Regions from separate parts of the Homo sapiens genome. Here all the other regions are linked to region 1. The links are chromatin loops, found by intact Hi-C in ENCODE. Cell type or tissue: PC-9. All regions are shown on one strand.

Region 1 (8,000 bases):
AGTAGTCCTAGGAGACGGAATAGAAGGAGGTGGGGCCTAGGCAGATTCATCTCTGCGGTGCATTTTGCCTCTGGCCCTCGGGCCCTAGTTTGCGATCTTTCCCATCTTGCCTCTGCTTCCCTCTGCACAATCCTGAGTATTGCAGTACCTTACACTTAAGGAAATTTCGTCTTGCCAAAGTTGATCCATTTCAGCTCCGAAACATAACAGGAACTAGTGCAACGATAAACGTATGAGGAACTTGCAATAAGAGTGACAGAATCCTTTGAATCAAAAAAAAAAAAAAAGCCACCACTTAATGAGTATCTACCATATGTCAAGGGCTTCACCAATATTTCATTGAAATATTCCAGACCAAATAAATAAATAATAAAAGAAAAAAAGAAAAGGGGGAGGGGGCAGAAAAATAAAATAATGTTTAAAAAATTCCTGACAGCCCCACCCTGTGGGTTTTACTGTTTTACTGTCATCATTTTACACCAATCACTGAGAGGTAAAGCCTGATAAGACTTACAGAGGCACAGACCCTGAAAAGATCGGGACCCAGGTCTCAGGTAATTGAGTTACAAAAACACAGTCCCGAGTGGTAAGACAAAGAGGAAACAAAGTCCAACCACGTTCAGATTTCCTGCGATGACTTAGGCAATGTTTTCTGAAATATCTTTCCAACAGAAAAATGGTGCAACTGCTTTGCTAGTGCTTCAGCATGCACGTGGGCCCTGCGGCCACTGGGACCTCAGTCGATCTGCCGGGAGCGGCCGCACAGCTCCCAGCCTCCAGGCGCGCCGCAGGAGGACTGTTAGGCTCGAAGCCCCGGAGCCACCCAGGGACAGCGGCGGGTACTCTACCAGCGGGCGCTGGGAGCTGCCGGGCAGCATTCCATTCAGGACTCATTCCTTTTCTCTTCAGTGGAAGTGAAATGATCCTTTCCAGGTAACAGCCGAGCATAGGGGACTGCGGGACATCTCCGCCTCTTCCTTGGCTCTGGGCCTTCGATGTAAGGCGTTAGAGGACAATCTTTGTTGGCTGGATTTCTGTTCTTCCCCTAGAGATATCTGGTTCTTTGGAGGCCACTTGGGCAATTGGGTGAGTAGTTTTAAATGTCTCCCTTGGGATGCCAAATAAGAAAACGACCAATGTCGATGTGGCTCCCTCTCTTTCAGCACAGACAACCCATCAGACTGGAATATTATTAGTCTACGTATGTGGAAGGGGGTGTTATGGGGAGTAAAATAGAATCCAAGAGTGAAGGACTTGGCCCAAAAAGGACTGTTGAGATTGTTCTAAAGAAACTGGTCGGGCGCAGTGGCTCACGCCTGTAATCCTAGTACTTTGGGAGGCTGAGCTGGGAGGATACCGAGGTCAGGGGTTCGAGACCAGTCTGGCCAACAAGGTGAAGCCCTGTCGCTACTTAAAAGAAAAGAAAAGATTAGAACAGAAATTAGGAAAAAGACAGGCAGTTCCTAGCCCCAGAAAATCCAGAGACCTGGCTGACTTCCTTTCCTCTGCACTAACCTGCTGAGGGAACTTGGGCAAGTCTTCGCCTCTTTGGACACATAGAGTCAATGCATTGGCGTTGCAGGATGCCCTTCCAACCTCTGTGCTTCTAGATTCTTATGAATGTGTCTCCAGAAACTCAATAGTCCATGCATTGGCGTTGCAGGATGCCCTTCCAACCTCTGTGCTTGTAGATTCTTATGAATGTGTCTTCAGAAAGCTCAATAGTCCAGGCTTGAAAAAGCACCGGTTTGTCCTCCTTTCTGGGCCCCCTTTCTGGGCCCCTGGAGGAGAGGAGGGTGATGGACTGGGGTACATTTTGGGACTCTAAAAGCATTCCTGGCTTGAGTCTCAGGAAAGTGAATTCAGAGGGAGTTGTAATCTTTGCAAACACCAATACAATAGCACTTCTTGTATGCCAGGAGCTGTTCTCAGTGCTTTACATATATTAACAGAAAACAGTTCTATGAAGTAGGTACTGTTAATCTCCCTATGTTATAGATGAGGAAGCTAAGGCACAGAGAGATTCAACAACTTGCCCAATGTCACTCATCAATGACAGGGCAGCATTGAGACCTCAGTAAATCTGGCTCCAGAGTTTGTGCTCTTAGCCAAGCATCTGAGGATGGAGAGAGGAGATGAGGCTGTTTAGAATTCATGGGAAGAGCATGCAGATCCAGTTCTGCTTTTGTTGGTGTTCTGAATTCAAGGCAGGAGTCACATGTTTGCAACGGATCAAGGCTTTAGAGCAGGGTAGCTACGAATGGGTGGACCTGTGTGCCAGTGACCTGGAAAAGTATGACGGAGTGAAGGAATACCCCCTTTAGGACACAGTTGGAACAGGAACAAAGTTTTCCTTTTCTAGGTTAACAATCACTTACCTGATACCTGCTCCCAAAACGAATCCTATTGATGAAGGATCTTCTTTCTGAGCAGTAAACCTGTGTTTAATTAACCTTATGCAAATGAGCTTAATTGCTTATCAGTGGCTGTTGTCCAGAAGCACCTAGGGATTCCTTCCCTCAGACATTTTCAGCACCTAGATGAACCGCAAAGTTGGAAGCCTTTCATCTACACATGTGTTGTGTGCCTGTGGAGCCCTGGGCCCTGTGTTGAAGATTGCAAGGAAAAGCAAGGTGTGACCCCTGCTGTGGACTTACTTTCAGTCTTAGGGCAACAGACACTTACAACCAAGAATAACAAAGGGAGGTGAGTGCCCTGCTAGCCTCATGAACCGAGTGCCACTAGAACACAGAGTCACCTGTGCTCCAGGAGTTAAGGGGTCTTCTAAGTGGTGCTTTTGCACACAGGTTACCCTGATTTGCAGAGGAAATGGAGATGGGAAGGGACTTACTGCTTTCTCCCGTGGGGGTGAAAAATAAACCCACTTGATGCTGTCTCCAACGGCGGCTCCAACTTTGCTCAGTCTCTCACTCTGGATTTGCCAGAACAGGTGGGGATAGAGATCATCTTCCCACTGCGGATCCCAAGAGGGGCCCCGGCTTCCGTTCACTCTTGTCCCTTACCCCAGACCTGGGACTCCAGAGCCAGACCTCCTGTAGGCACCGCTGGGGACCAGGCCAAACCAAACACTCCAGGAGAACAGCCCACAGGATATTCTGTGTTCAACTGCCTCCTCCAACTTCCAGGCCCCACTTTTTCTCCCTGGGACCCCAGGCACCCTGGTCTGGGCCTTCGGGCGTTGGCTGTAATGCTTAAAATCTGTCGCAAGGTGGCAACATTGTGGCGAGAAATAGACTTTTTTTAAATCCTGGGTTTTTTTTTTCAAAGCATATTTTCCCTATTAATGTTTCATTTAACTTAATTAGAATCTGGTAAACTAATTAAAGTAGCTACGAGCCCCGCAATCAGCAATAATTAGTATAATTATTGATAATTACATCCATACCAATCGTTTGGTTATTAACATTTTTGGGGGGAACAAACCACTTCTGAAGGGACGCGAAGCCCGGGAGGGTTTTTGCGACTGAGCTTTCTGGGTCGGATCCGCCTACGACTCCAGTCCGCAGAGATTCCTGCCCAGATGGGGCGTCCCTTCCGGAGGGCCCCAGCTGCCTAGGAGCTTTTCCACTTTGGGGGGAGTTGGGAAGGAAGGGTGGGAAGGAGCATTTGCCTGGCTCCTCTGTCGAGCCGCAGCCACGGAACTTCCTGCCTGGGTGGTAATGGTGATGCCCATTTTACAGAGAAGAAAAGTGCAGCTTCCAAAGGTGCAATCCGCGGTGGGGAAAGGGGCCGGCAAACTCCCACACCCGCGCTGTCCCGCCCCGTCGCAGTTCCGCGGGCCCTGGCGCGGCCTGGAGACTCCAGTCTCTTCCTCTCTGGACCTCAGTTTCGCCACCGGTCCAGCGGAAAGCGGATCTGGTGGGTCCCATGCATATGAAACGTTCCCGCTCCCTAGAGGGGCCCTGCCCGGAGATGGCCTGTCCGGAGGCGATGCTTCGCCATTTGCCGGCGCCCTCTTCATTGTTATCTCCTTTGTGTCCGCTCTGGTCTTAGCCGTCGGAACATCCTGGGACTCCAAGGCTCCGACCCCCAGCGCAAAGGACTCTAGGGACTGGCTTCCTGGCTGTACCGCGCAGCGGGACTCCTCGTCTGCACAGCTTCGGGGAGGCCCAGAGCACGCCCCTACTAGCCGGCTCCGTCCAAGGCCCACCAAGACAACCCGCCACGAAACTTCCCGGCCCCCTCAGCCCAGGGCTCCCGGTCCCGAGCTGCTGGCCGGTGGCGCGGGGCCTGCCGCCCGCCTTCTACGAGCCGCATGGACGGAGGCCTGCGTGTTATTTCATAGAGGCCGAAACGGAGACCCAGGAAAGATAAAAGAAGGGCTCAACCCGGGACCCCCACTAGCCAGCCGAGGGCGAGAAATGAAAGCCAAGGCTGAATGATTCCCTGTGCCGTGAGCTCTCTCCCACTCCATCCACACTCTCCTCCCTGCAAAGAGTGTTCTGCAATTTGCAGCGTCGTCTGTAGCCCAAGCAGGAGGTGCGCTGTGGAAACTGAGGCCGCTGGGAGGCCTTGCCAACCGTGACCCGGACGTCGGACGCCCCAGCCGAGGCCCGGCGAGTCCTTAGCCCCTCTCGAACTAAAATGGACCGAACAGAAAATGCGGACGGGGCTCCCTCCTTTCGGGTAGCGGCGGGGCAGACGGGAGGCCGTCTGTGACCGAGCTCTCCAAGTCCCGCCTTCCTTTCCAAGCCTGCCCGGCGGAGACCACCTTACTCCCTGAGACCTCCGCCCTGCCGCAGCGCTCCCAGGCCAGGCCAGGCCGGCGGTGCCCGCGCCATCTAAAGGGACAATTCTGGTTGAACCTGGGATTCCCGGCAGGGCGCCCTGTCTGTGAGCGCCCCGGAGGTAACTTCCCCGGTGTGGCAGGCGTGGAAATGGGCATGGATGAACCCTCGGCGCCTTCGAGCTCTTGAGGAAAGAGCCCGGGACCGCTGCGCTAAGGACCGTGACGTAATGCCCCTCCTCCATTCCGGGCCCAAGGGAGGGTCCTAAACGCGGAGAGGGAGTGCCCTGTGGGGGAAAACTGAGTGTGTCTGGAGGGCACAGTGGAGAGGTTGAGTGCTCGCTGCTGCCCACTTGAGCAGGCCCGATTCTGACCCTGGGAGCCCCAGAACCCGCGGGGCGGCTCCCACCCCCACCTGTTGCACGGTGTTCCGCCGCCCCGCTCCGCCGGTGCACTCCCACCTCCGTAGCCCCAGAAGTGACATCTTTTATTATTATTATTATTATTATTAAAAACGAAAGTCACGGGTACAGGGTGGTCTCCCCAAACAGGCTCCAGGTGGTTGCCATCTCGTGAGTCAGTTGTCGCCCTTTTAAAGTGCTGTTACATCAAGAGGTTACAACAAAAAATAGCCAAAGCAAAATCCAAAGGGGAATGCAAAACGGGACTGGAAGTGGGTCCAGGAGAAGGAAGCAAAAATAACTTACAGCATAAATAAATTAAAGTGAACCTAATACTGAACCGAGAGACTCACAGTACATTTATATCCATTGCACATAGCCACTTTGTCATTAGGAACAGGAGTTTCAGAAGTGGACGGGACGGGGAGTGCGGGGCAGGCGCCAGCGAAGTTGCTACATTGTATTCACAATCGGGTTCAAGGCTATACAATGGGAGGGGGCGCTCTCCCCTCCCGCCCCCCGTCTGTCCAGTTAACCCCTTGAGGTCCGATGCCCTAGAGTTCACACGGGGTAGGGGGATTTGAGGCGCGAGGCGGTATTTACACTTGGAAACCAAGCCGGGGCCCTGGACAGGGACGCCCGGGAGGGGGCGGGCAAGGCCGGGGAGCCCGGGAGGAAGGCGGGCGGACGGGCGGCTGTATTTACATCGGTCGGGTCCGAATGGCTTGTTCCTCGCTCAGGGCCACCGCAGCAGCGGGTATTTACAAGGAGCAGCATGGCTTGAGGGCGCAGGGGTGCGGCCAGGCCGGCCCTAGGGCAACAGCGGTGGCTTGAAGGAGCAGTTGCCAGTGCAGTGGCGGGGCGTCAGCATCTTGCAGGAGAAATGGTGCAGGGCGTCGTGGGCTTCTGGGGAGACAGTCGCGAGGGTCACTCTGGGCGCCTCTCCAGGCTCACCTCACCGCGCAGTCCACCCTTTCCCCTCCCCGGCCTTACCAACCCTTTGGGGTCAGGGAATCTCAACCGAGCGGATCAGGAGGAGGCAGGAGGGTAGGACAAAAGCTGGTGATTCAGAACCACTGCTCTGGTTCAGTAGCCCCATTTTACAGAAAAGGAAACTGAGGCACAGTAAGAGAGGAGTCAACCTGCTCAAAGCCAGAATTGGTAATAGAAGGCAGATTTTTCTGACGTCCAAAGCCCAAGGGGCTCTTTCTTTTTACCCCCACCATCCTAGAATAATCTTCCCGTTAAAATCAGTTCCCACTTTTCTCCCTCACAGATCCTGATCCACGTGGATCGTGGCCTTCCTCACTAGTCCCACTATTCATTCATTCAGTCGACAGCACGGCCGGCACCCAGCACCCCTCCTATCTTTGTTTCCCGGCTTCCGCACCTTTCAATTTCTGCTGGATGGCATAGCGCGCCTTCCGCTCCTGGTCGAGTTCGTTACACAGGGTATCTGGAAGACAAGGGGAGGGGCCAGTGAGGAAACGCAGACCACCCTCCGAAAGGCCGGGGTCACAGCCCGGGCTTCCTCCTCTCCCCAGGGCTAAGCTCCGCGCAGAAACAACTCCAGGGATGGGGGAGGGGGTACCGGAGCTCCTAACTGCAGACTGGCGGAGGAAGGAAATGGCCTGGGATGGCGCTTAAAGGCAGATGGATCTAACCAAAATTAAAGCAAACTTAGGCATTACTTCCCAGGTAATTTTACGCCTCGATTTTTAATTTAGAAACCATGGAAATTGCCGCGATAAGAAGTTCAATCACTCCATGTAATGATGCCTGCAAGCCGTTTGCTGGGCTCGCTTGCCATTCTGAGGCTAATCAGAGTATACAAAGCATATTAAATAAAAAAATAATTGTTAAATTACCTTCAATTTAAATCCAAATGACTGAGCCAACATTGCGGCTCCTGCCAGACGAGAGGCAGTTACGGCCCGTGCACGAGCTCACCTGACTCCCGTCTTACCTCTGACAATTTGCAGCTGTTGCACCATTTCTTCTCGATAAGCCAATTCCCTCTTCATTTGATCCTGAAAATTATCTGTGCAAATTGATTAAGTGAGAGCTGTTACGCACAGCCCCCTCTCCCGGCTCCACTTTCTCACTCCTGGCCCCCCCTTTCACCCCTACCCCCAACTCCCACCCAGCCATTCGCCTGCAGCCCTGGAAAAGGACAGTTTCTTGTCTCCTGCAGGGCACCTAGTACCAGTTGCCTGGCACCCGGCTTTCGGAGTAGGTCGGGGCACCCTGGTGGAAGGCTCGGTGATGAGGTGGGGTGAGGCAGGATGGCAGTGGGTACCTTTGAGACTCTGAAATTCCCGTTCCAGCTTCTTGCGGAGCTCCATTTGTTCCAGGAGCAGTTTTTGCAATTCCTCTGTGAAAGGGGAAAAGTGGGAGGTAAAGTGGGAGGTAAAGCAGGGTTATTTGGAGCTCAGGTTCTGCCTTGGCCAACAACCCTGAAAGGAGAGTTGAGAAGGATGACCAGTAGGTGGAGGCCCTCCGCTCTCTGGCTTTACCAACTGCATTCAAAGGATTTGGGTGAAGAAACTGGGCTGTGGGTAGGATGCCCAGGAGAATAAATTCAGGACGGTGGAATCTAGGCCCTGGCTCCAGGAACTATGCAGCTGGGCAACTGCTTTAAGTTGTTCCTCACTCCCTAACCTAAGAGGCTGGCCCACGGAAACTTGATTTCCCACTTCAAGTGACAGACCCCGCCCCCGCCCCGGCCCCGACCTCCCCCCCCCGCACCGCCGCCCTTTCAATATAAATCAGGGAGGCTTTGGTCAGAGCCTTGGACACCTTTCCCAGAAAAATACACATACAACAGTTTGCCTGCAATTTCAGGAGGTCTG
Region 2 (8,000 bases), 790 kb after region 1:
CAGAGCTTGCAGTGAGCCGAGATTGTGCCACTGCACTCCAGCCTGGGAGACAGAGAGACTCCGTCTCAAAAAAAAAAAAAAAGAAAGAAAAAGAGAAAGAAACAAAGAAAGAAAGAAAGAAAGAAAGAGAAAAAGAAACTGAGGCCTAGAAAGATGAAGTGACTTGCCCAAAGGTCTCATAACTGACACACAGCCTCTGGACTTACATTGCAGACTCTCAGTCCCGTGTTCATCCTGCCACTAGGTTAGGTGATGTCCTAGGTCTAATCTGTAGTGTACACATGGAAAGATATAAGTGAAGATTGGTTTGAGGTGCCAACTGCTAAAATTTAGGTGACTTGGATCACAATCCTGCTGTTTCTTGTATGGTTTCTTTTCAGTTTTAGTTGCACTATATTTCACTGCCTTCAAATAATTACTAGGAAATGACAGGGACCAGAAGAAACATAGGCACATAGTACAGGATGATACACAGCCCTTTATCAGAGCTGACTTCACTTACAGATGAAGAGGATGGCTGCAACCTGGGGAAAGAGTCTCTTTGCCTGAAAACTATCTGAAGTTCTTTTTTAGTGCAATCTTAGCGCACTGCAACCACCACCTCCCAGGTTCAAGCAATTCGCCTGCCTTAGCCTCCCGAGTAGCTGGGACTACAGGCACGCACCACCATGCCCAGCTAATTTTTTTGTGTTTTTAGTAGAGACGGGGTTTCATCATGCCGGCCAGGCTGGTCTCAAACTCCCGACCTTGTGATCCACCCGCCTCAGCCTTTCAAAGTGCTGGGATTGCAGGTGTGAGCCACCGAGCCTGGCCAATTTTTTTATTTTTAGTAGAGATGGGGTTTCACCATGTTGGCCAGGCTGGTCTCGAGCTCCTGACCTCAGGTGATCCACCTGCCTCGGCTTCCCAAAGTGCTGGGATTACAGGCGTGAGCCACTGCACCTGGCCCTATCTGAAGTTCTTGAAGCCTAGTTAAGGACCTGATTAATGGACCAACTGGAGTGCCCAGGGGTCTGGAGGGCCTGGTCCTAGCAATGGACCTGCTCCCAGCTTGCAAGCTGTTTACACTCCTAGTTTTGGCTTCCTCATCTGTAAGATGAAGGGAGCCGACTGGCATTGCAAGCTGCAAATACATGACTCAGTGCCCTCCTTTCATTACCCACTGCAGACACTGCTACTTAGTTCTTCTCTGGGTTCTTCTCTGCCTTGGAATTCTTCTTTCCACCCTGCCATGGAGCTGTCATTCTTCTAGCTGAAAGCTTTTTGCCTTTGAGACTCTCCTAGCTCTGACCTAATTCCCATAACTAGATGCAAATGACCATGAGAGAGTAACACCTCAAGTTCTTGCCAGCTTTAATCAACTGCTAAACTCTCAGGGCCTTATTCTGCCAAGGCCACCCAGGAGGCCTAGGAGATAAGAGCAGGAGAGGAGGTGATAGAAGAAAAGGAAGTCTAGTGCCTACCAGGGCATCAGGGCACACATTGGGCCTATTGCCTGAGCATCCATTGTGGGCACACACTTCAGGGTGCTTTGTAGAAGAAATGCCACAAGAGAAGAGCCTGGCCTGCTGCCCTTGAGTAGCATGCAGTTAGTTTAATACAAGAGCCAGAAAATATCATTTCTGTTCCCAATGACGTGAGTAGCCAGAGTGGGAACTTGTATATCTAATTAATGGCTCTGTTGTCAAGTGTCCAGGACAGTGCCTGGCACAAAGTAGTCTCTCAGTAAATATTTGAATGAATGAATGAAAAACAAATGTACACACACACTGACAAAGGAACACTCTCCACCCTTGACGCTTCACTGGGTACCGTAGAGTTGAACTCCCAGCCAGCATGGAACTCACATTTTCATGGTGCTTTCCTTCCTCCCCTCAGATTTTTCCAAATGAGGCCATGTTACCTTAATTTAATGTCTAAAATACACACAATTATGCACTCCCCCTCAAACTCAAACCCCACTTTCTGTGGTTTTTGTGGTTTGTTACACATTCATTAAGTGTATTTTTACCGTTGTTGTTATTTTTTTAAGCAGATCTAAGCCCGTTTTAGGTAGAAATGCATTCCTCTTCTTGGGGCTGCAACAGGAAATTCTAAAAACCCTTTGTGGAGGTGCATCTTCCGTGAAGTTAAAGGTTCCAGGCCCAGCCTTCCAGCCACGTGGTTCAGGGTTAGTAGCTGATACTTCTGTGGAAACCTTGTCCATAAAGGGTCAGTTAGCACCAGGGGAGGGGCCTGGCAAGAGGTGAAACTCCAAGCACATCTATTAATTATGAGAGAGAACAACATGTTTTTATTTTGCTGTTCATTTAAACTGGAACTGAGAAAGGTTGCTGGGTCCCCACACATTATCTTCCTCCTCCCTCCTCCCCCCTCCCCCCGCTCCCCTTCCCCTCTGTGTACCTGCATGGGCTTGTGTTTGTGTGTGCACGGGTGCACATGGGTGTGTGTGTGTGTGTTTGCTGGCTCAGACTCTGTGCCCATACTTTGACACATTATTGCTTGGATTTATTCCTCTTCTGGGAAACAGGCACACGTCATTCAATTTAGAAGACGTGGGCTGACATCTACCACGTACAAGACCCCCTTGGCAATCTGGGTGACTCAGGAAGCAGAGCAAGTAGGTGCTTAGACCAATGGCAAAACCCCTCCCTTCCTTGCCCCACTCCTAGGCCAAGGAAAAAAGTTCAGCTTTATTGCATTCATCCAGGATTTTGCAATCAAAATCTCTAGAAGGAAGCTATTTTGAGCTCAGCCCACATGGATGGGTGGCATTTTTTTCAGATTTAGAATTGTTTTTCTTTGAATTTCATATGAGGGAGGACTGATCTTTCAGGATATCTAAGGGTCTTAACCCAGCCCTGTCTTAGTGACAGTCCCTGTGGGAACACGAAGATGAATCACACAAGGTCTCCAGGACAAGACCCACGCAGCACAGTAACCACAGCCTCTCCAAGCTCGAGTCCCTTGGTCTGAAGCTGGTAAAGAGGAGCAAGGAATCCCTGTGACCACAGGGGCCAGGCAGCACAGTTCCAGAGCCCTGGGGCAGAAGCCATGTGCAGGGCTGTCATTCCTTGGGACCAATATGAGTCATATCCAGAGAGCTGGGCATCCTAGAAACATTTTCTGGAAGCAAAATCTGCTGATCTAGGGGTCAGGGGGCTAAGGCTCTTTTTCTAGCTCTGTCAAGAATTCCTTTGAGATCCTGTGTCCAAGAGCCCTTTGCAAACACAAAACCCACATTCCATGGTTTATGACTGACATCCCGTGGGTACCTCCAGCACATCATAGAACTTCTCTGAGAGGCCCTCACCTAAATGATGAGGTAATAAACATGCCTGAGAGAGTGGGTGTGTAAGCCTTTGGGAAGGTATGTGATGGTGGGCCAAGATAAACAGCTTTTAGCATCATCTCTCTTTCCCATCACACACACAAACAACTGCCCCTCAACCGTAATGAAAGCAGCCGGTCCCTGCCAGGCACTGAGCTAAGTTACACGTCTTCATTTATATAGCAGCTCCTTAAGCCCCTCCCCTGATCTCAAGGCCTTCTGGTGAAAGATCCAAGTCCAAAAGTTGAAGGAATCTAATTACATGTGGGGAGAAGGACCAGGTATGGATTCCAGCACTCATTTTGCAAAATGCTTAGAGGATAAAGCAGAGATCTCCTGCTCTGCGGGTGTGTCTCTGTCTTTCCTCAAGATGGCCTGTGGGAAGAGAGGCTGGCCTTGGAAGCGAGAGCCCACCCCTTGGAGCTCCCTCATGTCCTTCCCTAGGCACAGGTGGGTTCTGTCTTCCCTCCAGTGGGGTCCACAGAGCATGTGACCAGGGGCAGAAGTTTTCCCTGGGCTTGAGATGGGGTGTGGGTTTGAGTTTTGCTGCCCTGGGCCTAGAACTCCATTTCCCCATTTGTTTTTTGACCAGGTTGAGACATAGTTCCAGTGTGAACTGATTTCCCCATCTCTGGGCTATGCTATCGCAAATAACTCACACATGAGTAATGTGCCCATGTTTGTGTAGAGTTTATTTAGATAAGAAAAACAACTCGAGGCCTCATGGGAGGGGCTGCTCAGCACCACTGAGCCAGGCGTTTCCTGGGCCTGCCCAGGAGAGCCAGGCCTTCAGGCTGCTGGAGGGTGGCTGAAAAGCCCACATGCTCAGACATCTCCAGGGCCTGCCCATGGGAAGAAAAGTGAGGGATGGAACAGAGGATGGGGAACAGAGGACAGGGAAGCTGGAAGCTGGGTATTGAGTGTAGCTCTGTAGCCATAGTTGTGTGCCCTTGGGTAAGACACTTCAACCCTCTGAGCACTAGTTTCCCCTCTTTGCAAAGGGACAGGTTGGGGGAAAATAATAACAACATCCAGCCACCAAAGGATTGTGGAGATTAAAAGAAATGACCTAAGGGAGAGACTTTGTAAACTGCAGAGGCCAACACACAAGTTAGTTATTAATTAACGGCTGGATTAAGGCCGTGTTTTCAGGCCACACTCAACAGTGGAGTTGGCACAATGCCGGGATTCAAAGGCCTGGGTCCAAGTTCCAATCTGCCAGCACCCAGTCACAAGACCTCAAGCCTCCTCATCTCCCCGAGACCTAGGATCACCTCTGTGAAGTGAGGATAGTGATTCTTCCACCACATAATCCTTGAGGCTCTGTGTTGGCAGTTTTGAAGCAAAGGATAGCTATGAACCTGTTTTGTGAACTGTACAATGTACAAATATGAGATGATGCTGCCAAGTTATTCAAAGGGTCATTCATCAGTGAATCAACGTATCAACAAGCCTATTAGCTGGACAGTTGAGGATACACCAATAAGCCGTCTAGCTGGGGATGAGAAGAGGGAGGGCTGCACGTGAAGGGTTAATTCACAATGTAGAGTGATAGTGGTGAGCAGACTTTTAGGCTGAAGGCTGAAGGGCTCATCCTTTTTAAATTTTGAAACAAGGTCCTGCATTGTCACCCAGTCACCCAGGCTGAGTACAGTGGCACAATCATGGCTCATTGTAGTCTCCACCTCCCAGGCTCAAGCAATCCTCCCATCTCAGCCTCCCAAGTAACTGGGACTACAGGTGCGCACCACCATGCCCAGCTAATTTTTTGTATTTTTTGTAGAGGTGGGGTTTCGTCATGTTGACCAAGCTGGTCTTGAACTCCTGAGCTCAAGCAATCTGCCTGCCTCGGCCTCCCAAAGTGCTGGGATTACAGGTATGAGCCACCAAACCTAGACTCCTTTTTTTTTTTTTTTTTAACCTATAACCCTTTGGGAACAATGTCTTAACACAGTCACTTGTTTAAAAGAAATCTATTTTTTTTAAAGCAGAACTGATTTTTCAAACAAAGAGTTAAACAGAACCCCAGGTTATAAAGCATGAAAGCAAATCTGCTCTGGATGAAACAGGGGTCTGGGCCCAGAGCCAGGACTATGTAGCACCCCCACTCCACCCACTCACTGGTCTATCTCACCAGTCCTACTCCTCAACAGCCCCAGAGGCACCCCCTCCAAGTGCAGAGTTTCTACAGCTTCCAAATCACAGCCTCCTGGTCTGTGAAGCATGTATCCCAGAGACACTCTCACACCAGGAGGCACGTGCATGCATGTTCATAGAAGCATTACTTATGGTGATGATCATTGGAAACAACCTAAATGTCCATCAGCAAGAAAAAGGGTAAATACATCATGATCTATGTACACAGTGTAATTAACTTTGCTACAGTGAAAGTGAATGAATGTGAGCTACATGTATCAACAAAGATTAAGCTCTCAAATACACTACTGAGTGCAAAGAATAAGTTGCAGAATATGTGCTACATTGTATCGAATCTAAAACTAAAAAAATTATATATACTTAGTGATACATATACACATAGTTAGAGTATGAAGATGTGCATGGGAAATAAAGCTTCTAGAAGAAAACATAGGAGAATATCTTTATGACTTTGGGATAGGCAAAGATTTCTTAAATAGGGCACAAAGCATTAACCATAAAGAACTGATACATTCGATTTTCATTAAAATTAAGAACTGTGGCCGGGTGCAGTGGCTCACGCCTGTAATCCCAGCACTTTGGGGGGCCAAGGCGGGGGGGATCACCTGAGGTCAGGAGTTTGAGACTAGCCTGACCAGTATGGTGAAACTCAGTCTCTAGTCTCTACTAAAAATACAAAAATTAGCTGGCCGTGGTGGGGTGCACCTGTAGGCCCAGCAACTCAGAAGGCTGAGACAGGAGAATCGCTTGAACCCAGGAGGTGGAGGTTGCAATGAGCCGAGATTGCGCCACTGCACTCCAGCCTGGGAGGCAGTGAGACTCTGTCTCAAAAAAAAAAAAAAAAAAAAAAATTAAGAACTGTTCATGAAAAGAGACATTGAAGAAATACTGAAAAGGAATACAAAAAATAGGAAACGAGATTTGCAATATATATTGAAGGAACTCCTCCAAGTTACACAATGAACTGTAGATCAATATGAAAAGGAAAGGAGGTCAATTTTTTAAAAATGAAACTTGAACAGCTCTTTATAAAAGAGAATATTCAAAGGCTGCTAAGCATATAAAAGGGTGTTCATCCTTACTAATTACCTGGAAAATGCAAATTAAAACATAATGCCATACACCACATACCCATTAGGATGGCTAAAATTTAAAAGATTAACAACACCAGTACTGTCAAGGATGCGGATTAATCAGAGCTCTCATCCATTGCTGGTGGGAAAGTAAATTGGTGCAACCACTTTGGACAACGGTTTGACAGCATTCACTATTGAACACATGTAAACATCCTCCCAAATTCTACTCCTAGTTACATACCCAGGAGAAATAAGCCATTAAGTCCATCAAAAGACATGTATAAGAATGCTTATATATTCATAATAACCTTAAACTGGAAATAACACAAATGTCCATCATTAGTAGGATGGATAAATTATGGTATAGTCACACAAGAATTCTACACAGCAGTAACAACAAATGAACTACTGCTGTGCAAAACAACAGGGTGACTCTTACAGGTGAAATAAGCCAGACACAAAAGAGAATCATGTGTATGATTTCACACTTAGGAAGGCCAAAAGCTGGCGAAACTCATCCGTGTGGTAGAGGTCAGACCAGTGGTACACTGAACTGGTACTTCCTGAGGAAGCTTTCTGGAGTTCTGGACATGTTTCCTAGCTTGATCCAAGTGGTGGTTGCACAGACAGACATATTCATTGGTAAAATCCATCAAGTTGTACATTTAAGATTTGTGCACCTAATGCAAGTGATACTTTGATTAAAAACTTACAAAATGAAAAGATATGTATGGGAATGAAAATTACAAAGTTCAGGGCAAACACTACATTCAGCACCGTTCCTTATGTGGGGAGGGAGAAATCACCTTGGAGTTGTGAGTTGTGATATAAAACAACCCAGATGTTCCCGTTTACCAAAGTGAGACTGTGCCTGGTGCCATGGCCCGCACCTGTAATCCCAATACTTTGGGAGGCTGAGGCAGGTGGATCACTTAAGTTCAAGACCAGCCTGGGCAACATGGTGAGACTTTGTCTCTATAAAAAATACAAAAAATTGGCCGGGCGTGGTGGCTCATGCCTGTAATCCCAGCACTTTGGGAGGCCGAGGCAGGTGGATCATGAGGTCAAGAGATCGAGACTATCTTGGCCAATGTGGTGAAACCCTGTCTCTACTAAAAATACAAAAATTAGCTGGGCATGGTGGTGCGTGCCTGTAGTCCCAGCTACTCGGAAGGCTGAGGCAGGAGAATCGCTTGAACTCGGGAGGTGGAGGTTGTAGTGAGCTGAGGTCATGCCACTGCACTCCAGCCTGGTGACAGAATGAGACTCTGTCTCATAAATAAATAAATAAATAAATAAATAAATAGTCAGGCATGGTGGCATGCACCTGTAGTGGGAGGCTGACATCAGGGGATCACTTGAGCTTAGAAGGTGGAGGCTGCAGTGAGCTCTGACTGCACCACTGCACTCCAGCCTGGGGAACAGAGTGAGACCCT
Region 3 (8,000 bases), 380 kb after region 1:
GCTGAAATGCTTTTGCTTCCTCTGGCTGCCCTAACCCCTTGGTTCTCAAAGGAAACAGGAGGACAAATTTTCTTCAGCCTTTTCCTCAACAGCAGGCTTGCCTGATTTGCTCAGATAATTGTTCTGTTCTCCATCTGGTCTTTCCATTGAAGACACCGCCTGAGGCATGCTTGTTTTGTGCACAGGGGTTCCTATCTCCCCTTCTAGACTGTCAGCCCTTTAGGGGATGCTGCCAAGTCTTTGTCTTCCTGCAGCACCTCGTGTCTGGGGCAGGGCACGCAGCAGGGTGCATTCGCAATTCCAGTGTTTCACTGTGAACTCCTCTTCCGTAACTTTTAGGAAATGAGATCCAGGTGGGTCACTTGAGGCTGGTTTCAGATTCAAATGCAGCAAATATTCACTGAGCACCTCCTCCGTGCCAGGCCCATGTGTTCTCACACCTCTCATTTAATCCTATTCTTGTATTTTTAGTAGGGACGGGGTTTCAACATGTTGGCCAGACTGGTCTCCAACTCCTGACCTCAAGTGATCCACCCACCTCGACCTCCCAAAGTGCTGGGATTACAGGCATGAGCACTGAGCCCAGCCCATTTAATCCTATTCTTGATTTGGGACTCTGATGGTAACTTTAGAATCTAATCTCTCAGCACTAGGTACTCTTGTCCCACTTTAGGTGAGCAATGATGGGGGCCTGAACAAAGTACTATGAGTGGGCATGGGAGACTTGGATGAATTTAAAATGTTTATGTGGTGGCTTTGACATGACTTATGATGACTTATAATAACTGGCTTGACAGGTTAATTGATTAGATGTGAGGGTGGGGGAAAAATATCACTGAAGGTTAGGGCTGGAAAGACCCTTAAAAATCACCTAATACAGTCAGTTTATAAATGGAGCGACTGTGGTGTGAAAAGTGAAGTGGTTGCCCTAGGTTGCAGAACCAGGTGTCAGAGGTGAGTAATGAGAACATAAGGTGTCTCAGCTGTCAGTCAGAAATCACTTGTTGCCAGTTGTTTGACTGATTAAAGGTCACTTTGTTAAAAATGGTTAGAATGCTAGAGAGATTTATATTAAGGTCTTAAGAGCACAAGGAATACAAAAAATAATTATCTCAGTATTACCTATATTACTGAAACACTTGCTGTCCAACGTTTTGGCAGTGGCTAAAAAGACTATGACACATCCAAGTGATGGGATAGTCTGATATAATTAGAGACAGTGGTTGTGAGGAACTTTTGATGATTTAGGAAGATGCACAAAACAGCAAAAGGAGGATAGAAAGTTACACAAGCAACATGACTTCAGCTTTGCAAAACTAATATATGTAGAAAAGACTAGATGAGAATATAACAAAATGTTACCAGCCAGTGTTAACATTAGCAGAATCACGATAACTGCAACTGTATATAGACTTCCATGTATATTCTAGATCTGCACTATCAAATATGGTAGCCACTAGCCTCATGTGGCTATTGAGCACTTGAAATGGTACAAATGCACACCAGATTTTGAGGACTGAGGATGTAAAAAAGAATGCAAAGTATCTCATTAATAAGAAAGTATTAATAATAAGATAATAATAAAACCACTGCTGCCTTGACTTCCTGGGCTCAAGCGATCCTCCTGCCTCAGCCTCCTGAGTAGCTAGGACTAATAGGTTTGCACCACCAAACCCTGCTAATTTTTTTTTCTTTCCTTTTTTGTAGAGACAAGATCTTGTTGCCCAGGCTGGTCTCAAACTCCTGCGTTCAAATGATACTCTCGCCTTGGCCTCCAAAAGTGTTGGGATTGCAGACCTGAGCTACTATGCCTGGCTGAATTCTATTTCTATTGGATTGGTTGTAAAGAAGTGCATTGTAGCCTGCAAAGGAGCAGGGCCAGTGGGGTGGAGAGGGCAGAAGTGCTACAGAGGCCCCTGCTCTCCACTGCCCTGACTGCTACTGTGCTGGATGCCGTGTGAACCACAGCTGCATCTGGAGGCCTTGGGCAGGTGAGAGCCAGCAGACAGGGCAGGAGTCAGGCAAAGGTCAGCTTGCCCAGATTGTTCTGGTCCAAGGATCTGGACCGCAAGCTTTGAGATGACAATGTAGCAACATGCTTCTGTGTGGGGAGGGGTGGGAGAGAAGCCTGGTCTTGAGCCCTTTTTGCCTGAGGTGTTCTCAGCAGATGGAGGCTGCCTGCTCACCCCTGCTGCTTCTGCCTCTTTCTGGTGACAGGCGGGATGAATGGGTGGCAGAGCACGCAGATGTGGGCAGATGTGCTCAGGCCCTACATTCTGTGCAAATAAAGTTCTCAGCAAAGGGTTTAGTGTTGCCTCTTGCCACCCTTCTCCTATGGGCATCAGGGCACGTATGGGACTCAGAGACTAATTTATAGATCAAATAACACTCACTGAAGAATCAGGATTTCAGAGCTTTATGAATCCAAAGATGCTCTGCAGACTCATCTCTAAGTTTTCTTATCGTCTTCTTCCTCTTTTTCTTTTTGTAAGAAGAACCAGAGATTTCAGACAGGATAAATGACCCACTAAAGGCCCCAGCTTTTGGTATCAGGGTCTGAGACAAATATCTGTGACCCAAAAGAAGTTGCCTCTCCGGGCCACACTTTCCTTAACTAATCACTCACTGGGGATAGTAGTCTGGGTGAATCCTCCCTCTGTTGCCTCCAGATGTATCTATGAGGCTAACAGGGAATTGTGTATATTTATCATATTGCCGAAAATTTTTAAAAAGACAGGCACTCCAAATAAGCCAACTCTGAGACATGCAGTACTGAGAATTCACCCACGCCAGAAATGGCATCCAGCCTTCAGGGTGAACTGTGATACACGGCCCATCATGCTCAGTAGCTGGTTGGCCAAAGGGATGTGTGAGTCACCTCTCTGCCCATGTTCACAGCATTCACAGCCCCAGTTCGACAGAAAATCCAGCATTGGACCACTTGATTTTTTCTAGAGTAAGACCAAGTGCTCGGTCACCTGCCCAGCTCCTCTGGTTGGTAGAGAATACAGCCATGGGTAGGCCATGGTTCCCTCTGTTTTACTGGTTTGGCTAGGTACAGAGCCAAGGGCTTATTTCCTTTTTACAGCTGTGGAGGCTGGGAATGCACTGGAGAGTGTTGAGTGGAGGAGTGATGTGAGCTAACTAATGTGACTCTAATTGCATTGACAAGAGGCCCTGAGGGGGCAAGGATGGAAACAGGGAGTCCAGTTAGGAAGACTTGCAGTAATTGAGGTGAGAGATGATGGTGGCTGGACCACACTGGTAACTGGAAGGTGGGAGAAGTGGTTGTATTATAGATATTTTTCAAAAGTAGAACTAAAAGGACTTATTGATGGATTGGATGTGCAGTATGAGAAAAAGGAGCCAAAGGTGTCTCCAAAACTTCCACCCTGAAGAAAATGGAAGAATAGCATTACCATTTCCCACTGGGGCAGAATGCCAGAGAAATACCTTGGAGGGTAAAATCAAGATTTCAGATCAGTTAAGTTTGAGATGCCTTTGTTACAGCATGTTATAGAGGGTGGGTTGAAATCTCAGGCACTTTTTCTCCTTTTGCAGCTGTAAAATCAGGAGGATGTGCATGGCTAGGCTCTAGGGATAAAACAGAATCAGTTCCTGGGAGGGAAGAAGCTTTTTCTCTGCTCTCACTTCTGGGCCTGGGGCTCAAGATTCTCCTGGATTGGTGAGAAGTGAGGTCTATAGGACCTGAGGCCTTCCCCAGGGGACAAGGCAGAGGCAGCTCAGTCCACTTCTCATCACGTTTAGGCTAAGATGCAGTAAGGTGGAGAAGGACAGGGGCAGCTTGGTAGGGGAAAAGTGACAACAGCTTGAGAGTAATGGGATTGGAGGGGACCGTGGCTTGGGAGAGGTGGATGGCTTTCTCAGGACAGAGAGTGCCCTGGACCAGAGTCACAGGACCTCGCTGGGAGTGCTGGCCTTGTGGTCTTAAGCAACTTCTTTCCCCTCTCTGGGCCTATTTCCTTGTCTATTAATATAGGCCTGATGGGATCTATCCCTGAGGGATATGTGTGGATTCAGTGGCTAAATGAGATAGTGTGTGAGACTATTACTACAGAGGCCTGGCAGACATAAATCTGTTTTGGGTCCTGACCACTTCTTCCCCATCTGACTGTTGGGAGCAGAGTTTGAGCAGGTGTAAGAATTCACTTGGTTCTTGACTTCTGTGTTCTTGCCTGCTTCTCAGAGACAGGGAGCACATTTAACTCTTTGCAGATGCTATTTAAATACAGGCCTCAGAATCCCAGCTATTATAAACAGAACACGTTTTCTTAGGCAGTTACTAAATGACATATTTTTTCCCCACTTGGATCACTGAATCTCCAGACAGCATGGAGCTCTCCATTGTGGTAAACAACACACCTCATGCTTAATTTTAAAGGAGTTGGTACACCCCACTGTAAGAATTTTCAATTAGTAAAATACTAATGTGATTATGGTATTTGGTAAGAGTTGTTTGCATAACATTAAAATGCAATAGGCCCTCTGCCTAAATCAATAGGCAGAGGGGAGAGCAGCCGCTTGGCTTGTTGCCACCTGGTGGCAGCTGTTGGGATAGCCCAGTCTCTTGGAGAAGTGAAGAACGGCAGTTGTCGCTGTACAGGGCAGTCACCCCGGTCAGCAATTGAGCCTCTTGGTTTTCAGCTTAGAGGCCTTCCCCTCTGTCTCTGTTAATCCTACTCATCTTTTTGGGCATGACTTAAATCACAGCTCCACGAAGCTATCTTTGAGCAACTAGAGCTTCCATCTCTGTACCAATCCCCTTGGACACTGCCTTCTATGGGGTGTTTGGAGTGGGTGGGGTAAGAGGCTGCAAACCATCTGTGCCCCACCACTTAGCACTCAGGGCCAGGCGTACCTAAGACTTCCGTGATTTTCAAAGGCCTTCAAAACTTTTGGATTCTGAAAAAAATCCAAAATCCATATTTGGGAGTTCCTGGCTCCCAAATATGAAAAGAAAACAGCAAAATAACAATGTTTTAAAAATATCAACCAAATAGAACATGTCGGTCAGATACAACACAATACTAATACAGTTATGTCTAAATCATATTCCATGATTATCCTCATGGAATAGATGAAATGGATTTTTAATACATTTGATACGATGTAGGATGGAATCTCTAAAACTAAAAATACTCAGGGCTTAGGGAGGTCTTAACCAGCACTGTCCTGGCTGACTGAGAATGACCTCCATCCTTCTCATCTCTTCATTTTATGGGTGAGGACTCTGAGGGTGAAATGACTTCTCAGGTCCCACATTTAGGGGAGGAACTAGAATCAAAGCCCAAGTTCCTGACTTCCAGGCTAGTTCTTTCTATGACACTTCATTGCCAGCATTAGTAGATCAATTTCTTCAGAGTGCCAAGTTTCTCTGTGACTTTGGAAATTCGTTCATGATATGCAGAAACTATATCTAAAATTAATTTGAGGATCAAAAATGGAAAATCTTGAAACTTAAACTTTCATCATCGGCAGCTGTATTTATACTTTTCACCTTTGTAAAAAAAAATCACAAATCTTTTAATATACTCTTGCTTTCTCTGCTTCCTTTTCTGAGTTTCTTCTGCAGCCTCCATGCATTTATGACCCTCCCTCTATTACTTTCAAGACCAATGGCCCAACTATTATTTATAAAGATACAGAATATACTCATTTCTTTTTAAGCATTTCTTTGCTTTTTTCTTATGAATTTTTGGAATGCTACTTTTTTATTTTGACATTAAGCACTAATTTATAATAAACATGAAAACACAATTTTTATAAGCTATTTCAGGTTTCTAGGACTAGTAATTGTATATGCGCCTTCCACGGCAATTCAATATAGTAATCCCATACTGTAGATAGTTATTCTCCCTCTTTAATTTCCATGCTATAAATGGCAGGGCTGGTGAAGGATTCTCTTAGTTGAGAAGTGCTCCTTTACTGTCACTTCAAATGATCTCCAAAAGTCTTCTGTGAGGATTTTCAAAGCAGAAGAGCTCTTGTTCTGTGGATCCCATTGGGGAAGATTCCTATGAACAGCCTTCGATGACCATCGTGCAAAGCAAAATCCTCTCTCGGTAAGGATGAGCATGTGGCATTGGCCCTAATCAGTGCAGTGAGTTGGCTGCAGAGTTCCCCTTTCCTTCCCAGTTTCTTTGACATTTCCAGGAAACCAGAATTTTTAAATAAAGAACAACCTTGGTTGCAGAATATATAGGCAAGAAATATGGACTGTCTGAGCTATGGCCTTAGAGTTGGTCTAGTCCAGTCCCCTCAAACCCCAGGCATGCGGCTCACAAGGGGAAGAGACTTGGTCAGGAGTAGAGTTCAGACCAGAGTTCAGAGCCCTTGATTTCAAATTCAAGGCAAGTTTGTTTACTTTTGGGAAATTCCTAGAGAGGAGAATGAGACTGAGAGCAAGAACCTCTCTTTTTCATACCTACATCCTGTACAACACTCAGCACAGCACTCCTGATATTAGTAGTGCCCAATCAATCTTTGCTGGGTGATTCAATAAAATAACACAAGGGGAAAAAAATCTTCCTTGAAAACACAGATAAGAGATGCTCCTTCACACCCACAAGGATGGTTGAAATAAAAAACCAATAACAAGTGTTGGCAAAGATATGGAGAAATTGGGACCCTTATATACTGCTAGTGAGGTGGCAAAATGGTACAGCTGCTTTGGAAAACACTTTGACAGTTCCTAAAAAAGTTAAACTTTGAGTTACCATTTGACCCATCAGTTCTGCTCTTAGGTATATAACCAAGACAAATGAAAACACATGTTTATGCGAACACTTTTATATGAATGTCCATTGCAACATTATTCATAACAGTCAAAAAGTGGACACAACCCAAATACCCATTCACTGATGAATAAATTAACAAAATGTGGTATAGCCGTACAATGGGATATTATTAAGCCATGAAAAGGAACAAAGCATTGATATATGCTACAACATGATGGAACCTTGAAAACATTATAGAAACTGAAAGAAACCAGTCACAAAAGCCCACCTATTGTATGATCTCATTTATATAAAATGCCTAGAATAGGGAAATCCATGGAGATGGAAAATGTTTTCCAGTGGCTGTGAGGAAGGAGGTATGGGGAGTGACTTCTAATGTGTACAGCATTCTTTTTTGGGGTTGAGGAAAATGTTGTAAAATTAGATAATGGTGATGGTTGCACAACTCTGTGAATATACTAAAAACCATTGTAATGTATATTTTAAAAGTGTGAATTTTGAATACTTTGGGAGGCCGAGGCGGGCGGATCACAAGGTCAAGAGATCAAGACCAGAGCCAAGATGGCCGAATACGAACAGCTCCGGTCTACAGCTCCCAGCGTGAGCGACGCAGAAGACGGGTGATTTCTGCATTTCCAACTGAGGTACCGGGTTCATCTCACTGGGGAGTGCCAGACAGTAGGCGCAGGATGGTGGGTGCAGCACACCATGCATGAGCCAAAGCAGGGCAAGGCATCGCCCCACCTGGGAAGCGCAAGGGGTCAGGGAATTCCCTTTCCTAGTCAAAGAAAGGAGTGACAGATGGCACCTGGAAAATCGGGTCACTCCCACCCTAATACTGCGCTTTTCCAACGGGCTTAAAAAACAGCACACCAGGAGATTATATCCCTCACATGGCTCAGAGGGTCCTACACCCAAGGAGTCTTGCTCATTGCTAGCACAGCAGTCCCAGATCGAACTGCAAGGCGGCAGCGAGGCTGGGGGAGGGGTGCCCGCCATTGCCGAGTTAGTTGTTTGATTACGTAAACAAAGCGGCCGGGAAGCTTGAACTGGGTGGAGCCCATCACAGCTCAAGGAGGCCTGCCTGCCTCTGTAGGCGCCACCTCTGGGGGCAGGGCACAGACAAACAAAAAGACAGCAGTAACCTCTGCAGACTTAAATGTCCCTCTCTGACAGCTTTGAAGAGTAGTGGTTCTCCCAGCATGCAGCTTGAGATCTGAGAACGGGCAGACTGCCTCCTCA

The links. Hi-C counts contacts between places; a loop is a spot of excess contacts. Peaks named below come from ENCODE experiments on the same cell type or tissue, not always from the same donor. Only the 100,000 strongest peaks of a DNase experiment are listed, where the experiment ranks them.
Region 2: it touches region 1 in a loop (6-fold over the local background); 5 of 110 quality-filtered maps call a loop at or near these places.
Region 3: a loop joins it to region 1, with 17 times the contacts of the local background. A loop is called at or near these places in 100 of 110 quality-filtered maps.

The regions. Positions count from the first base shown.
Region 1 is chr15:67,831,796-67,839,795 of GRCh38, reverse strand. SKOR1 (SKI family transcriptional corepressor 1) reads right to left here. Exons shown (of 9, transcript NM_001365915.1): 6 at 7,448-7,522; 7 at 7,115-7,189; 8 at 6,539-6,604; 9 at 5,214-6,054. The coding sequence ends at 5,960. It overlaps SKOR1-AS1 (SKOR1 antisense RNA 1), which reads left to right and starts at 917. Exons shown (of 3, transcript NR_120345.1): 1 at 917-1,086; 2 at 2,363-2,706; 3 at 4,015-5,488. LOC105370870 (a long non-coding RNA gene) reads left to right here and starts at 7,199. Exons shown (of 4, transcript XR_932395.3): 1 at 7,199-7,380; 2 at 7,993-8,000. RefSeq lists enhancers at 2,437-2,967, 5,465-6,301 and a silencer at 5,739-5,888. In PC-9, CTCF peaks have their summits at 3,007, 3,207 (motif pointing right), 5,744 (motif pointing right), 7,591 (motif pointing right) and 1 weaker place; DNase peaks (open chromatin) are centred at 45 and 825; H3K4me3 peaks cover 2,101 bases; H3K27ac peaks cover 819 bases.
Region 2 is chr15:67,044,940-67,052,939 of GRCh38, reverse strand. The region is part of intron 2 of SMAD3-DT (SMAD3 divergent transcript); the gene reads left to right. Among named protein-coding and RNA genes, the nearest start is that of SMAD3-DT, 15 kb to the left of the region's middle. In PC-9, no CTCF peak of the experiment used is centred here; DNase peaks (open chromatin) are centred at 2,689, 3,259 and 3,999; H3K27ac peaks cover 4,077 bases.
Region 3 is chr15:67,453,683-67,461,682 of GRCh38, reverse strand. All of the region lies in intron 16 of IQCH (IQ motif containing H), which reads right to left. The region is part of intron 3 of IQCH-AS1 (IQCH antisense RNA 1); the gene reads left to right. Among named protein-coding and RNA genes, the nearest start is that of C15orf61, 63 kb to the left of the region's middle. RefSeq lists an enhancer at 4,438-4,732. In PC-9, CTCF peaks have their summits at 4,327 and 4,526 (motif pointing left); no DNase peak of the experiment used is centred here.